Regions from separate parts of the Homo sapiens genome. Here region 2 is linked to region 1. A link is a loop called in an ENCODE intact Hi-C map of the cell type or tissue named here. Cell type or tissue: heart left ventricle. All regions are shown on one strand. Links, peaks and the distances in the headings refer to the core of each region. The heading gives the core; the rest is flanking DNA. Region 1 has its middle 39 kb from the start of LINC01708. Region 2 overlaps PALMD (palmdelphin).

The links. Peaks named below come from ENCODE experiments on the same cell type or tissue, not always from the same donor. Only the 100,000 strongest peaks of a DNase experiment are listed, where the experiment ranks them.
Region 2: it touches region 1 in a loop (4-fold over the local background); 10 of 110 quality-filtered maps call a loop at or near these places.

What each region holds. Positions count from the first base shown.
Region 1 is chr1:99,522,320-99,531,328 of GRCh38, reverse strand. No RefSeq gene overlaps it. Among named protein-coding and RNA genes, the nearest start is that of LINC01708, 39 kb to the right of the region's middle. In heart left ventricle, for the core only: a CTCF peak has its summit at 4,022 (motif pointing right); no DNase peak of the experiment used is centred there.
Region 2 is chr1:99,681,229-99,690,237 of GRCh38, reverse strand. It overlaps PALMD (palmdelphin), which reads right to left. Exons shown (of 8, transcript NM_017734.5): 4 at 3,448-3,562; 5 at 3,275-3,308; 6 at 3,049-3,162; 7 at 366-1,463. Among named protein-coding and RNA genes, the nearest start is that of PALMD, 40 kb to the right of the region's middle. In heart left ventricle, for the core only: a CTCF peak has its summit at 4,347 (motif pointing right); a DNase peak (open chromatin) is centred at 4,397; H3K27ac peaks cover 754 bases.

The DNA of each region.
Region 1 (9,009 bases), core at 2,163-6,162:
TAAAATAGCATGTAATGTAATTAAATTATTTAGTGAACACATTGGTGGTGGTGTACAGCTTTTAGGACTTTAAGGGATATGAAACTTTTCATTTTCCCTTAATTATAATTATTCTTGTACTTATATTTCTATTAATTTATCTGTAAAAAGGAATTTAAAAATCTTCATATAATACTGTAGAACGTCATTAATCCGTTATTGAAGAACAGGAATATAATTATTAATTTATCTTTCTTATCCTTTTATTTATCTTTACAATGTTTGTTTAGCTGTGAATTTAAAAACCTTTAACTGATTCTGCTGTTAGCTCTAAGGGCCAATAATTACCTTCTCTTAGAGATGCAGCTTAAGTTATTTATCATAGTGGAATTAAATGTTGCCTAATTAGATTCTCTTGATTTTCTCCATGGGTCATTCTTAGACAGATGACTGAAGACCTCTTGTTTGAGGACACATTGGCTTAGCATGCAGTGTCTGACACAGGGCCCCGACACGCAGAGAGTAGGCGTGATTGTGATTTTGAGTTTATATTCTTCTGAATGGACTTTTTTTTTTTGGCTTATCATTTTTTTCCAAGTTAAATCTAATTTGACATAATTTTATAGACAAACAAGATTCCTATGTTGCTTATCATTTGTCTTTAAGTATTAACCAACTTTGCTTGGTGATGTTGAAATAGACTCTAGAAGTGAGCAAATCACCCCAGAGTTTCCTCAGGTGCTATTATTTTTGGGGTGCTATGTGAAGAAATAAAAACAAACTCTAAAACACAAGCCAGGTGTGCATACAGCTCTAGAATGAAAAGGTATTTCTGTTATTTCTTAGGGCAAATTTTACTTTTTGAGGATCTGTTTATTAGTATTTTGAGTATTAGTCATGAACTTAAAATATAAGTATAGTAGGCTTATAATTACTACCCACTAGTAATTTCTTTTATATTGAGACAGCTTCATTTGTACTGAATGTATAAAATTAATAATGATATACATGGATACTTAATTAAAAACCAATTACTGAGTTATTTTTATTTATTTTGACAATAGGAATTTATTCCAAAGCTTTGCATATGTGAAAACACGGATCTCCTCAGGGTGTTGTTGGTAGTCTAGACATAATAATAATGTAACTTGTTTGAGAAATCTTGTTCTTCTATGGGCAATCAAATACATGATTACTGAAGAAATCAAGTATTCAGAATCAGTTTGTATTGAAACAAACCCTCTATAGTCCCAGCTTACAGATACATTAAAATTGTAAGTCACAGAGTCCAAGTCTATTTTTTATTGGAAAGCTTAAACCCCAGACTTATGATAAGAATTTTCATAAAGGAAGCTGAACTTTATTTCTGGAAATATCAGATATTGTAGTTTGTGTATTTATTTTGGTGAGGCATTTCTTAAAAGGGAGCCATTTCTCAAAATTAACTTTTAAAAATTTCTGAATCTTATTTTGCCTCTGTATTAAAGGTGTTTATCTCTCATTTTGTTACAGAGATAAAAGATAAAAAGGACAGTTTTAAACATTATTGATTTCAATATTTAATTGACCTAGACAATTTACATTGATGTCACTAAGAATTATGCATCCACCTCTGAACATAATTAATTTATGAACTGTTAGAGTGTCATTTTTTATTGAGTAGTTGTTAAGAGTTGAACTGTATACCTCTAAATTCACATGTTGATTTCTTAACACCCAGTACTTCAGAACAGAATGTGACTGTGTTTGGAGACAGGGTCTTTAAGGAGATAATTAAGTTAAAATGAGGTCATTAGGGTGGGTCCTAATCCAATATGACTGTTGTCTTCATAAGAAGAGGAGATTAGGAAACAGACATAAACAGAGGAAAAACCATGTGGAAACAACGGGAGAAGACAGCCATCTTCAAGACAGAGAGAGGGCCTCAAAAGACAACAACTTTGCCAATACCTTGATCTCAGACTTCTGTCTTCCAGGGCTGTGAGAAAACAATTTCTTATTTAAGCCAACCAGTCTGTGGTACTTTGTTATGGTAACCTGAGCAAGCTATTATAATACAGTTACAGCTATAGCTATGGAAATTCTAAGGCCAATCTCTGTCCTCTAAGAGGTTGTATGAATTCCAAGCCCTGGCAGTTGTAAATGTTATCGTAGTCAGCTTCTCTGTCACCTGGTTTATTTCCTCTGACTCCTTGTCAGGTAGATAGAGAGAGAGTGTTGCAATGGATACTGAGAATGTGATGCATCCTGGTTCATCCGAACTCTGAATCTACTTTCCCTATGGCTCCATGTACTTGTGTGTAAGAAGTCAGGTTGCATGGACACGTGTGCATACCTGTATGTGAGGGTGTATGTGTGTATTGAAGAGAAGTTAGAGTATAGTACTGCTTAAGAGCATGGACTCTGCAACCAAATGGAGCTGAACAGCTCCACATTTACTGTGTACTATTGGGTAAGTTATTTAACCTCTCGGGGCCACAGATCTCTCATCTAGAAAATGGGGTCAGTGACAGTTCCTACTCTCATAGGGTTGTGGTGAATATTAATTGATTAAAGTATTTAGAATAGGGCTTGACACACAGTAAGAGCCAGGTCAGGCATAATGATCTTTATTTCATAGGGCTACTGTGAAGACCAATTAAATGATACAGTGGGTTTGAAGTACCTTACATGGTGCCTGGAAAGTAGTAGGCACTAAACACCTGTTGTCTTATTTTTCATCCTCAATATTCCCATAATCTCAATATGGTATTAAGGTTATACTCTTAACAAGGGCACCAAGGTGTGGGAACTGCAAAGGCACTTTAAGATCAACTGATTTAACTATTCACAAACAGGTGGAGGATGGTGAGGCACATCAGAACACAGAACTACAGTCTCCCTGTTTTCTCCTTCCTTCCATGTTGATGTAGTTTGGATATCTGTCCCCACCAAATTTCATGTTGAAATGTGATCCCTAATGTCGGATGTAGGGTCTGGTGGGAGGTGTTTGGATCATGGGGACAGATCCCTTATGAATGGCTTGGTGCCCTCCCCATGGTAACAAATGAGTTCTTGCTCTGTTAGTTCATGTGGGAGCTGGTTGTTGGAAGGAGCCAGTTTCTTGATTACTTTCAGTGAAAAAATAAAAAATAAAAATAAAATAAAGGAGCCCAGCACCTCCTCTCTCTCTTGCTCTCTCACCTGTGACACATCTGCTTCCCTTTTGCCTTCCACCTGATTTAAAGCTTCCTGAGGCCTCACCAGAAGCTGAGCAGATGCTGGTGCCATGCATGTACAGCCTGCAGAAACATGAGCCAAATAAATTTCTTTTCTAAGTTACCCAGTCTCAGGTATTCCTTAACAGCAATGCAAGATAGACAAATACATACATCAACATGTTGTCTTCCTATCATGCATCCTTTTTTTTCTCTCCCCTGCCTCTCACATGAGGGAGAATCTCATTTAATACAATCAGTGGTTGGTGGTAGATAGAAACTGGGCAGAAGAAACCAGATGTTAGTAAGGACTTGGCAACGGTTTCATTGTTCTTACAAATGTGAACATGTTTTATTTTTCATAGGATTATGGCCATCAGCCTTTTAGAAACTGATGACTTAAGCACTAAATCTCTCCTGGTTCCTTCCCTGCCCTTTCAGTCTCTTCTATACGACCTAATTGATTTGCTCCTCTTTGCCTACCTTTCCTTACTCATTAATGCGAGGCTTTCACAGTTAACCAAGGGAAAAGTGCATCAAACTCTCTTTGTACTCTGAATCTGGAATTGACATATCCCCTCAGCAGCATTTTTGCATAGTGGCTCATTTGCTATGAATTTCTGTTTTGCCAGTACAATTTCATTAGCCAATTAATTTCCATTTTAATCTTTTATGACCCTTACACATTGCAGATGAGTAAAGGGGAGTATATTGATAAGATGAAGAATTTTCAAGCTATATAAATCCAGTCCACACCAATTTCAGCCCTCTTTCAAGGGAATGCAAAACTCTGATAAGACTGAGAATGACTCCAGAAGAAAAGCTTGAAAGTTTTATAAGAGACCAGATGGTGGCAGCATAGAATGTGTGAGAAAAACTCCATGAGCAATGTTAAAAACATGATACAAATATGTTGTAAATAGTAGCAAAACTACTAATTATTGATGAGAACTAAGATAGAGAAACTGGTTATAGACATGCAATGTAGTACCAGAAATACCTGAATTTGACTCTGTGTTCCTACGTGTCGGCTGCGTGAACTTGGGCAAGCCAAGTAGCTTCTTTCTCTAAGCTCTGTTTCCTCATTTATGAAGTGGGAACATTAATAGTTACGGGATTGTTTTAGGATTAAGGGAGATAATGTATGTTAAAGACTTAGCCCTTCCTAGCAAGGATATTGTAGGTACTTACAGAGAGAGAGAGAGAGAGAGAGAGAGAGAGAGAAATTTAACCATGTCAAATACGAACATCATATATCAAAGGAAAGTTTTTGTAACTTTTTCTAAATCAGTAGGATAACGAGAGGAACATGGGAGCAGTAGTCAGTCCCTATGTGCAGGTAAAAAGGAGATGCATTGTCCCTAGAGAGTTTAAAAATACTAACAATGTCAACTAAACTCAGTCTACTTTTTATAATCACCATGAACCAGCAGCTCCAAACAATGTCATGGTAAAAAAACTCTTCTTTATGGGAACTTTACTGTTCCTAGCAAACTGAAATTTTCGTTATCGTTTTAAGCATTTTAAGACCCTTTACCCTCTGCTTCTGACTTATCTGCCTTTTATGCTTTTCGCTTCCTGAATCCTTTCCAGTCCAACGGTACAAATTGTTCAATGGAGATGCTTTGCATATCCTGCTTCTCCATTTTTTAATCACACCATTCCTACCACCTGAAATGCCCTGTAATCTCCTTTTCATTTATTTATATCTTACTTTTCCTTCGTGGGTACAGCTTAAGGGCTACATTCTCTGGGAAGCTTTCCTCATCTGCTGGATCCTCCAAGGACATATCTCTCTTTTTGTGTACGTAGCTATTTTGGCCCTTAGCATCTGCTATCTTCTATTGAAACATATTGCCCCTTCCTTCCAATGTAAAGGAGGAGCTCATTCACAGAGTTGATATTATTTCCGTAATCTAGCCCAGCTTTAGGTTTTGATATCATCTGTACACTTGGTGCTTACAATTGTGTTTGGAGTTCAAGACATTCTGTCACAGAGTGAACATAACTAGTGGGTATCTTCAATTTTGAACTTCCTTTGAGATGCGTATGCTACCTTAAATAGTGTACACAATGTAATATTAATTAACATTTAGACATTTTAAAAGGAAGAAATAATGATTACCTTGTGGGTTTGAGGGCAAATGATTGGAGCCTGTATTTCCCAGAACCAAGATTAATATGCAAGGCCCCATCTGTGAGCTCTAAATTCCAGATTCCATTGATGCTGTTTTTCAGTCATTTTTTCCATGAGACCTGGAATCTTTTCATCTCTTCTTAGCTGGTGTAAAACTGAATGTATATTTTAGCATGTGGTGGCCACTCCCTTGGTGAAAAAATACTGGGTCTATGAAAAATGCTGGGTCTTCGAACTTGAGCTTTAACCTTTTGTCTGTATCCTAACCAGCTACTATAAACAGAATGCTGTCAGCATTTACCTGTCATTGGAGAAAGTAAGTATAAAATATCTTCCTTCACATCTCATATTCAACAAGATAGCCATATACTGCCAAGTCCTTTGTGAAAAAATTGGCCAGATCCTGGGATCAGAGGCTCATTCTCCAGAAGTGCAGAGATCTCACAGGTTCTGGTATTCTAAGGGAGTGCTCTGGGAAGAAGGAAGTACTTCTGAGCTGAGTTGGCTCCTGGTCAGAAGAAATTCTGGACAGATGGTTTAGTTTTACTTCTCTCAGACTCTTGTGAAGTTGGACCTGGGTGTTTAGCCTCTTTAATAATCTTTTGTAATTACGTGGAGGTGGGTGAGGAAATCTTTGTCTCATATCATTATTGATTAGAATTACTATCTTTGTTTCAGGAATCTTGTTTACAGAGTGGGCTAAAGTTCTTCATTACCAAAAATGCAGAGTGTAGCAAGGGGAACATGGCAGAGGTCTAGATATTTGAAACACTTGGCACAGCACATTCCCCATGAACCCAAGGAACAAAACTAGGAACAATGCTAATAGAGCAACATAATAGTTCAACATAAATGGGAGAACTTTCTAACAATAAGTTGTCCATATATAGGATGAACTATCATGTTGATACTGAGTTTCCCATAATGTGAGATATTTACAGAGGTGAGAGTGCTGTGGGGTATTCAAGTATTGGTGAATGATGTGAATAAATGGATTCAAATTCTTTTTCTTACCTGGAGTCTATAGTTCAGGGATTTTGCCGTTTCTTTTTCCAAATCTGTTGATTACAAATGAATAAACACATGAAAAGCAAATTATTGTATCCTTTTTTCTATTCTTTTAATTATTGTAGATGGTATTCTCATCTCCTAACATATACTAATTAGAGACATGGAAGGAATAAGCCTCTAAGTAGAAAAGTATATGATATTAAAATATTAAGAGTATGAAAAATTACATGGGATTTTGGAAATGCACAGAGTTTTACTTATTTGTTTTTTTTTTAATTTGGAAAGAAATGCAGTCTTGTAATGAAGTCTTAGGTGGCATGTGAAATGAGAAATCAAGATTTTGGCTCTCCTATTGGGCTTTTCTATCAATGGAAACTTTATTCCTGTATTGAACAATTCTTTTCTCCTAACTGGCTCATCTCATGGGAGAGATTTAATGAATAATTGATGGAAGGCACAAGTGCTCTATTACACCTTCTATTCAAGGAGAAAAAGATACGAGCCTCTTTAGGTGTATTATATGCAGATGCTATGTTGGCAATTTCCTGTATGACAAGAAAATTAAAATAGACTCCCCACTTCTTCTTTAGAGTGGGGTTGAACATAGGAACTGCAGTGAGGTGGCTTGAAGATCTTTAGAAGGAGGGTAGTTAAAAGCTTTCCATATGATGTTCAAATCACTGAGTCTGAAAAAGAATAATGTGTAATTGTATCAGTCTATGTCCAATCAGGAGACAGAAACTGCACAGTGATAAGTAATTTGAACAAAGTTAAATATATAGAATTGTTAAGTATAATAATTTGGAGTAATGGGGTTTGGAGTAATAAAGGGTTAATTAATATAAAGGAAACAGAAGTTTAAAGAATACAGAATAGCACATATAAGAAGCAGCTACTACTTCCAGGGCTGAGATAGAACATCCAAAAAAGAGCCTGCCCCTTGCCCCAACCCCTGGGGGTGAGACACAAACCTTGTTGGAGGACACAGTTATGAGTAACTAGATGGTGGAGAACTCACTGGGGGGTGCTGCACAGGTGGAACTTGCTGGAAATCTGAAGCTAGGGTTCCAAGAAAAGATGCGAATGAGGAGGTATCTTACTAGGAGTATGTTGCTACAAATCATGCAATGGAGGTGCCAGGAAACTATGCTGGCTGTTTCCTGCTGATCACTTTTGGTTTTATCTATTTTGTCTTTTTGCTGTTGTTGTCCTCAATTCCATTGATTTCTGCTCTTTTACTTGTTATTTTCTTATGTTTGGTTTGAGATTATTTTGGTCTACTTTTTCTAGTTTCTAAAATTGAAAGTGTGGATCATTGATTTGAGGTTTTCTTCTTTTTTAATTATTTAGTGCTTATTCACAATAACAAAGACATGGAATCAACCTAAATGCCCATCAATGGTAGACTGGATAAAGAAAATGTAATAGATATACACCATAGAATACTGTGCAGACATAAAAAAGAATGAGATAATGTCCTTTGCAGGAATATGGAGATAGAGGCCATTATCCTTAGCAAACTAGCCCAGAAACAGAAAACCAAGTGCTGTATGTTCTCACATATAAGTGGGAACTAAATGATGAGAACATGTGGTCACAAAGAGGGGAACAACAGACTGTGGGGCCTGCCACAGGGTGGAGGGTGGGAGGAAGGAGAGGAGCAGAAAAATCACTATTGAGTATTAGCCTTAGTACCTAGACAAAATAATTTGTACAACAAACCCATAACACGAGTTTACCTATATGACAAACCTGCACATGTACCCCTGAACCTAAAATAAAAGTTAAAAAAAAAGCATGAGCCTTTTAAGTGAGGGAAAGGAAAGTTGAGGTGGCTATAATAACATTATGTAAAACTCTATTTCTGATAGAGTGTCTTCTTCTGAAGTCTAATTTGTGTAATATTATTATAGCCAGCTCAACTTTCCTTTGATTAGTGTTTCAAGGTATATCTTTAACATCCTTTTACTTTAACCTATCTATATCTTCTATGTAAATGGGCCTTGCTTCTGTTATCCAATCCAACATGTTCATTTAATTCATATGTTTAGACTGTTTGCAATTAGTATAATTGTTGACAGGCTTGTACTAAAATCTGTTATCTTGCTAGTTGTTTTCTATCTTTTTTTCCCCCAACCTTTTGATTTCCTTTGGAGTGAGGATTTCTTATGACTTCATAAAATTCTTATATGCTTTTTATATTTAGCTTATTACCTATACTCTTTACTGTGGTTTGAATGTGTCGCTTAAACTTTGTGTGTTAAAAGCTTAATCCCCAATGCAATAATGTGAGAGGTGGAACCTAATAAAAGGTGATTAGGTTATAAGGGCTCTACCCTCATGAATAGATTAATGTTGTTATCACAGGATTGAGTTAGTTATTTAGAAAGTGAGCTTGTTAAAAATATGAATTTGGCCCCCTCTTGGCCTTTTTCTCTCTCTCACCTTCTCTTATCCTCTCATCTGCCATGAAATGATGCAGCAAGAAGGCCCTCACCAGATACTGGCGCCTTGATATTGGACTTCCCAGTCTCTAGAACTGTGAAAATACATTTCTTTTCTTTATAAATTACCCAGTCTGTGGTGTTCTGTTATAGCAACACAAAATGAACTAAGACACTCTAGTATTTACTACATATATTTAATCAATTATACACTACCTTTAAATTATATTATACAGGTTAA
Region 2 (9,009 bases), core at 2,345-6,344, 160 kb before region 1:
AGGCACAAATAAAGTAGTCATCAGATTCTAGTGGAAAAAGATATGTTATTGATGATCCAACATATTAGTGACCCAAATACACTCACAAGCAGCACCATACCATGATAGAAGATGAAATTCAAGTTATTAAAGTTCCTCAATACAATATCAAATAAGGCAATGATTTATTTTTACTTTCTTTATCTTTTGAAGTGACTTAATCACTTTACTGTGGTGATAATAATCTCTATCAGCATTAATAAAAAAATCTCAGTGCGTATTAGTTTATGAGGTGGTCAGAGAAGCCTGAAAGCAAGACTGCATTAGCACAAGAGAAGCTGGTCACATGACTGAACAGCAGTGGCATGCCTTGTCATTTTTATTACCTGTTAAGGATGGATCCTCAGTCCCATCTCCAGTTGTCTGAGCATCAAATGGGGAATGGTGGACAGGGCTGCCTAAGCTTTCTTCTTGCTCTTTCAGAGATATGGAATTTTTGTGGGGGGATTTATGATTTGTGTTTTCATGAGGACTAGCTTCTGATCTTTTTCTAGGAAGTGGTGTTGGTTTGGCTGGCTGGTACACCTGACTATGGGGAGCTATGGGGTGGTAGGACGGTTTCTCTGCTTCTCCTTCATCCTCCTCCTCCTCATCATCAATCACAACCAGCTCAGCATGGATGATCCCATCATATCCTGTCAGAAACTTCTTATCTTCTTCACTGTCTTCTGCCTGCTGATACCCCATGAAAATCATTGTCACCGGTTCTGTATCATTTATGTCTGGAGGCAGGGAATGAACGATATTATATCTGACATCTTCCTCGTCCTCCTGACAAGTGGGTGAAGAATTCTGGTGTTCAGATTTCCCAAATATTGTCTCTCTGGGGCTCAGCCTTGGCTTTGGAGAGGGTGCATCTTTGTCCTGCATGACATTCGATTCTTCCCAAGGAGTCATTAGCCTTTTTTGCGGGGTGTGAAGCTTCTCTTCTGCTTGTTGAATCACTGATCGGGGATGAGGCACTGGCGGAATGGGACTGATGTGATTGAAGTTGTTTCCCCTTTCCTCTGAAAGACCATTGCCCATATTGTGTATGGATTCATTTACACCAATACCCAGTCCATTAGTTTTAATCTTTATCCTTTCTTGAAAGTTTGGTCCAGGGGTCACCGTTTCTCTCTGTGGGGTTGTAGGCCTGTAAAAGGGATTGGCATATACAGGCTCATGATACTCTGTTGGGGATTTAGAGTTTCTCTCTGAGGCTTGTCTTAGAAGTTCCTCTACTTCAACTGGTGCCAGGCCATCGGTGCCATTGTATGCTGCACTGTGATTAGAACTTACTGCATACACTGACTTTTGCCCATCATCATAAACTTTTATTCCTGTACCTTTAAAGTCATCTGATGGCAGAGGTATTGAAGACAGAACTGTACTTTCTCCAGTCTTCAAGTCTTTTTCAACTTTAATTTCCATGGCATATAAAGCTGTTAAGAAACAAATTTGATCTTTGATTTAGTTAACTTTTCTTTTGTAAACTAACCTGCTTTCACTGTGTTTATTTTTATATTAAGTAGACCCTTCATGTTCTTGTATGTGAGATGTTGTCTATTTTTTAAATTTCTGATTTTACTCATTAATGATATCATGACCAACTGGAATAACACGGGTTTTTATGTAATGGTGTAGGGAATTGTACTGAAAAATGGAAAGGGTTGAAGAAGAGAAGTTGATTAGAGAAGATAAGCTGATGGTTCCAAATAGGAAAGAATTTCAATGGGGAACCGAAAAAGATATCCTCTTTCCTATTAATAAATTCAGCAAGATGGATATACTTTCTTTTGCATTTCTCAATGGGCAGAATCAATCTCTTCTTTAGTCAAGAAGAATATGTTGGACTGTGCATCACAGTGGGCAAAGTGCCTAGTACAGTATATTTTATAAAGTTACATCCTTGTTGTACAGGCCAGCAGCCTGGTGAAATTATAGAGGTGTGTTCTAAAGTTTTCACAGTGGAGAGGCTGTTTAAATGTAGAACTGGGATGGAAACGGGAGGGAGAAGGCTACAATCACACACTTCTCTTTCTGCCTTATGTTTCTTTTCATTTTCACTCCCATTTTCAAGTAGAGGAAGGGCTAAAAAGTACAGCAATATCAGCTGCACTGAGACAAATGGACTGGAGAGAACTGGGGAAGCTGAGATTTGCTTCATGACCTAAGTAAGATCCCTATGGCTGGAATTTCAATAGGAAAGGTAAAGCGAATAGAATTCTGTGCAAAATTACAGCTTGCTTTTGTTGTGTCCTCCCACCTTTCTTTCTGAACCCATTTTGTATTTCTTACCTCCTCTATAGCCTGGTGGTTCTTGGCCTTCCTTGACTACCCAAGAAAAACTGCAACACCCCTCATCTGCACTCTCCCTGTCCAGCTTCTCTGCTTTATTCTCTGTATTGCACTCCCTACCATGATATATTTAGTGAATACCTACTATGTGCCTAACTGAACCTGGCACACAGTATCTATTCTCTAAATATTTGTTGAATGAATAAATGACTACCATCTGCAAATAAAGAGTAGCTTTTCCTTCCACTGTAAAATTCAAAGTTTTCCTCTCTGCTCTAATGCAAACCTTCATTTTTCTAGAAGCTTTGAAGCATCAGTTTTATGTAACTCAATTTCCCATGGAGGTAAATAAGGCCTAAGCTTCCCAAAGGAATATTTTCATTTTCAAAAAAGATCTTTGTAACCCCCAAAGAGGTTCTATTGGATGGAATATGTCAGGAGAAATATTTTTGACCAGGGAATCTATGCTTTTAAGAGCTTCTTGTCTCCTTTGGGTCTCTATCTTCCTTATCCCTGTCTGGTTTGTTAGGGAATAAAATGCATGGAATAAATGCTATTATTATACCCTCATTATCCTCACCTATGCGGTGACTCACATAACTCACAGAACTTTGTAAAGTGAACCATTGCTTAACCTGGAAGAATAATATGTCATAGCAAGTTGTGAATATTTGACACTGTAAAATCTGAAATTAAGAACATGCCCTTCAACACAGATTTCTCATATACCTTTCCTATTTTGTTCATCATCTTCTTTTTCTTCATTTATCTCCTTCCTTAACCTAGAAGGTATGTAGGACTTTGGAAGGTCAGGGATATTAGCATAGATGTCCTCAATTGACTCTGTAAAATTAATATGAATTCAAAATACATTTAGAATATATTTACAATGGGAACAATTTCAAATTACCAAAAAAACTTAGTTTAACATAAAATAAGTTATTCAAAAACATACCTTCTGCTCTTTCTTCTCTTTCCACTTTCACAGACTGTAAGAAAAAAGAATTCTCCATGATTAATACAGTTTAAAAAATAGAATCTAAATGTGGATATGCTTTGAAAAATTATATAGTATTTGTGGATTCATTTTGAGAGAGAATTACAGTTTTAAAATTGGTTAATGCTCACTCTTATAATGTCTTCTGTTGTCCGCTCAATTGACTTTAGTTTCTTTAAAATGGCCTCTTCCTTCGTTGAGATTTGCAGTTCAGCTTTTTCAAGATCTTGGATCTCTTTCTCAAGCCTGACAACAAAAAGGTATACTTTTTATTGCTTAACACAGTACAAATGCGGAGTTCTCAAATATGTCTTCCCCATATATAAAGTTTCCTTGGAATATGCATGTAAGTAGCCAGACACTTTCTAAGAATATAATGTCACACTTAGCATCACACTAAGCATGATACTTAATATATGGAAGATACCTAATGCCCGACTTTGAACGATTTTCAAGTTTTCTTTTTTTGACAAAGGAATATATTAGGTAAAGCATTTGACCTTTGCTCCATGTTCTTCATTGCAATTACTAATGTTATTTCCAAATAAAAGAGATTTTTAAAATACAGAGACATAAGTTTAAAGTTGTACCGAAAGGAATGGTACATTTGTAGTTATTATGTAGTTCATCAGGTTTTCATATCCAAGTCATCATATAAATTATTTGAAGAAAACATTATAATTATTAAACTGATTTAATAATCATAGTCATTTAGTACTTAAAATTCTTGCATATTCTACCATTGAAAATGACACTTTGATTTAATTTCAGTTTCCTAAGAGTTGGGCCATATTATAGTGAGGAGGGTGAAGAGATGCAGAAATGGACCAAATATAGTACAGTAGCTTCAACTGCTGCTGTTTATAGAGGCTACATTTTCTGGGCGGGGGGTAGGGCACACATGGCCTGACACAGCATAAGGAACTTACAGCAACAAAGAGACAGACATTTGAAACTAGACTGTTGCAAGCATTCTGAGCTGGTATCTTGGCCAGTGTACAGCTGCGTGTCAGATTCAAATGAACTCCAGGGGGCAGCATCGTGACCTCTCCTCTATAAAAACATAGAGACACTGGCAATCACGCAGAAGGCTGGCCCTTGGCAGCCACGTAACACACATGGTTTCTCAGCCAAATACACTAAGGCTCTAAAGTCAGCTGCCTCAGAGGATGGCTGATTAGATTCAGCAGCTGGTCCAGGAGGTGACAGCTGTGGATATTCGTGTCAGCTAAGAGAACTGTCAGTTTTCTTGGCTTCCTTCTTGAAGATGGTCATGGGCCTGGCAGCTCAAAAATGCTGCACTATTGTCACACCAGTAAAAGCCCAAGATGTGGTCAGCTTGACAGCTCTCTTGCTCATTGCTTCAGTTTCAAAGTTCTTACTTTGCTGCTGCCTCTGGCCATTGGTAGATTGCCGTTTATAACTGAGGAGGTTTTCTTGTATGCCACAGACCTCTAAGTGAAATGGAGTAGCCCCTGGTTTCTTAGAAGTGACTGAACTGTGACTGCCATTTTATTAAAATTCCTCCACATCCATGGCAGCACTTTTACCCTTCAGCAGAGCTGTGGGGATATATGTTGGTCCAATTTGGTAAAGGGGAAAGCTCTGCACTAAAAGTGATAAATCTGGATTCAATTCTGTCTCTGCTACTCATTTCTTGTGAAAGCCAGTTCCCCTAACCTCTCTGAAACTCTGTTTTGTAATGTGTGTAATGAGCATAATTACAGATTACGCTCATTACCATATACAGACAGATATGTGGTGACACTAAGAGATGATGTATATGAAAGTACATTGAATATGGTTGATATCAGATGTAAATATGTTATGATATAATTTTTAAAAGTTTTCTGCAACATACTGTATGTCTTTCTTTTTTCATCCCCTGTCCCACAGGGTGCTTACCTAATTTGCCTGTTAGAGACAGTCTACAAAGGAAAGCCTTTTGGTAGAAAACAAGAAGGTTCAAATCATTGCTTCAAGCAGCTCTTGCACATCAGGGCCTAGCTGTGGAATCAGGTGGACCTGGGTTTGAAACCTGGTTCATCTGCCAGCTTCCTGTGTGACCTTAGACAAGTCACCTGACCTCACTAAGACTCAGTGTTGGGCTGAGAGAAGTGGCTCATGCCTATAATCCAGCACTTTGGGAAGCTGAGGCAGGAAGATTGCTTGAGCCTAGGAGTTAGAGATGAGCCTGGACAACATAGTGAGACCTCAGTCTCTACAAATATTAAAAAAAATTAGCTGAGCATACACCTGTGGTCTCAGCTACATGGGAGGCTGAGGTGGGAGGATTGTTTGAGCCCGAGTGGTCGAGCTTGCAGTGAGCCATGATCATACCATTGCACTCCAGCCTGGGCAACAGAGTGAGATCTGGGCTAACAAACAAACAAACAAACAATAAAACTCATTGTCTTTATTCATTCATTCTTTTAAAAATATTTACTTAGCATCTACTTTGAACCAGGCACTCTTCTATGTGCTGGGGATCTTACAGTGACCAAAACAAAGTCCCTGAGCTCAAGGAGTTTATGTTCTAGTGGGAGACAATACAGGGGCTGGCAACCTTTTTCTATAAGGGGCCGGATGCCAAATATTTTAGGTTTTGCAGTCCACATATGCTTTCTGTTTCTTATTCATCTTTTTTCCCCTTTTTCTTTTACAGCCTTTTAATAATATAAAAACCATTTTTAGCTTGTGTCTGTACAAAATCAGGCCAGGGCTAGATTTGGTCCTGGGCCATAGTTTGTCAATCCCTGCATTAATAAATGTGTAATACAAATATGTATATATTGCAGATGTATGTACATACATATATATACACATAAACACATTTATTTATGAAGAAAAAATATTTTTGATGAGAAAAGCAGGATAGGGGCTGTAAACAGCAAGATAAAGAATATAGAGAAAGCCTGAGGAGGGGGCACTATTTCACACAGTGTGGTGAGGGAAGTTTCTCTGATAAAGTGTCATTTGAGCAGAGACATGAAGGAAGTGAGAGCGGGAAACATGAGGGTTTCAAAGGGAGTGTGCTCCAGAGAGATGGAAGAGTAACTATAGAGAGCGAAGGAAGAGCCAAGAGAGTAGAAAGGTGAAATGAAGTCAGAGAGGAGGCAGATGACCAGATAGGCAGGGCCTTGTGCATGGAAGGGCTTTGGGGAAGCCACTGGAATTTTGAACAGAGAGGAAACATGCTATGACTTGAAATGTAAACAGTTACACTGGCTGCTGTGTGGAAAATAGACTGGATGGGGCAAACATGGAGGTCAATTGTGCTAAAAATCTAGATGAAGATGGTGTAATCCAGGTTGGTTGCCAGTAGAAGGGTGAGAAGTGGTTGGATTCTAGAAATATTTGACAGAAAGAGCTGTCAGAATTTGTTGATGATTACATGCAGGGGATAAGAGAAAGGGAGATGTCAAGGTGATTCCACTGTTTGTGACCTGAATAATTGGAAACATGCAATACAATTGGCTGAAGAAATCTGGGAGAGAGAAGAAAGGGGATTTGTGGGGGATGTGTTAAATTTGAGACAATCAAGTGTGATATGGAGAAGACAGTTGGATATACAAGACTGGAGCTCAGAGAAGTCTGGGTTTGAAGATATACATTTGGGAGTTGGTATTTATCACCACAGGAGTGGATAAGTTTCCCTAGAAAGTGAAGGAGATAAGAATTCCAAGGCCTGAATCTGGAGCAATTCAACATTTAGAGATCTGGTCAATGTTAACAACTTCATAGGGTGTTCGTTTCTTTCTTTCTTTCTTTCTTTCTTTCTTTCTTTCTTTCTTTCTTTCTTTCTTTCTTTCTTTCTTTCTTTCTTTCTTTCTCTCTCTCTCTCTCTCTCTCTCTCTCTCTCTCTCTTTCTTTCTTTCTTTCTTTCTTTCTTTCTTTCTTTCCTTCTTTCTTTTTGGAGACAGAGTCTTGCTCTGTCACCCAGGCTGAAGTGTAGTGGTGCAATCTCGGCTCACTGTAACCTCTGCCTCCCAGGTTCGAGCGATTCTCCTGACTCAGCCTCCTGAGTAGCTGGGACTACAGGAGTGCACCACGACGCCTGGCTAATTTTTGTATTTTTAGTAGAGATGGGCTTTCACCATGTTGACCAGGCTGGTCTCAAACTCCTGACCTCAAGTGATCTGCTTGCCTCGGCCTCTCAAAGTGCTGGGATTACAGGCATGAGCCCGATGACTTCAGCTAGTTTCTTCCTGTCTCTGCCCCTTTCTTTTCCTGGGGCATAGAGACAAAGCTCCTGGTCTGCTTGGCCAATGACACCTTAGGGAATTTTGAAATGCACTGGTGTTTGTTGTTGTTTCTCTCTGAAGATAAAGCCGTGGGTAATGTAATGCCATATGATTCATCCCAAGAATCTCTTTAGACTAATATGGTAAGAATATGAGGTTGAAAGCCTGCAAACCTCATCAGCGTATCTGTTAATGAATATTTTTGAAGGTTTTCAAGTCACTGGATGAAAGTTGCATTAATAAGTCGCTGTGGTCTCACAATACATCATGACATGTTTGTGAAAACTAAACATAAACAAACACCTCCCTCCCATTCTTTATCCCTTAGTCACAGCCAACTCTGAGTTGAAAAGGATAACTAGGAAACATCTTGGTACTAATTACTTAGAATCACAAACCTCTAACAGGAGATGCCTACTGATGTAGAACATTTCCTAAAATTTCCACTTCAATGCAAAACTTGACTTCTTATTTTTGTATGTTGATTTGATACTTCAAATATTTATGGACAATATAAATATCAGATGAATGTTAGAGATTTGCTGCTCTAGAAAAGCTTTCTAAAAGATCAGAATGCTAATGGAAATGATGAGAGACTTAGAAAGCATAACTGAGAGTAAGGAACTGGATGCTCCCAGAACCCCCGCAACCTCCTCCACTTGGTCAGAAGTCAGCAGTAGCCCAGCAATGGAGAAGAGGAGGTTTGACAACCTGTACACCAGATAATGCACTGAGTTTTTGAGGACTGACTGTCCTTAAGGAGCATAAAACAAAAATTGCAACTAGTAGGCAGGGCAATTTTTGTGTATCTAGTACAGTGGTTCGTAACCAGAGGCGATTTTGTTCCCTGGGGATATTTGGCAAAGTCTGGAGACAGTTTTGCTTCTCATAACTTGGCGAGGGTGAGGGGTGCTGCTGACATCTAGTGGGTAGAGGCCAGGGATGGTGCTGAATGTCCTGTCATGCACAGAACAGTTTCCTCACAACAAAGAATGATTTAGCCCAAAGTGTCAATAGTGCTGAGGTTGAGGAATCCTGGATACCTAAAAGAATGCCTGGTATAGTGTAAGTTCTTGATAGGTACTTTATAAGGAATTTGTTTATATCCATTTCTTTTATATTTTTATTTTTTTCCTCATTATTCCTTCCCATTCCAAGATACATATACGTTTGTGTATCTGTTGTTTTTCCTTGTTCAATGACCATTCATAGTTAAGAGAATATTCGGCCCTGATTTAAAGCTTAAACAATGCAAGACTTAAATTAGGGACTCATTCCTAATCCCTTCCCAAAGGTAGTTTTGGGGAAGAGAAAAAATTTGGCAAGTATAAATGAAGTATTGGGAAAATATATAGGATGGAATTTGAAATCAGATATTTACTTACAGAGTCTGAACTCTTACTCCTCTCCAATTAGCCACTATAGAAAAAATATATATATTCCTTAGGG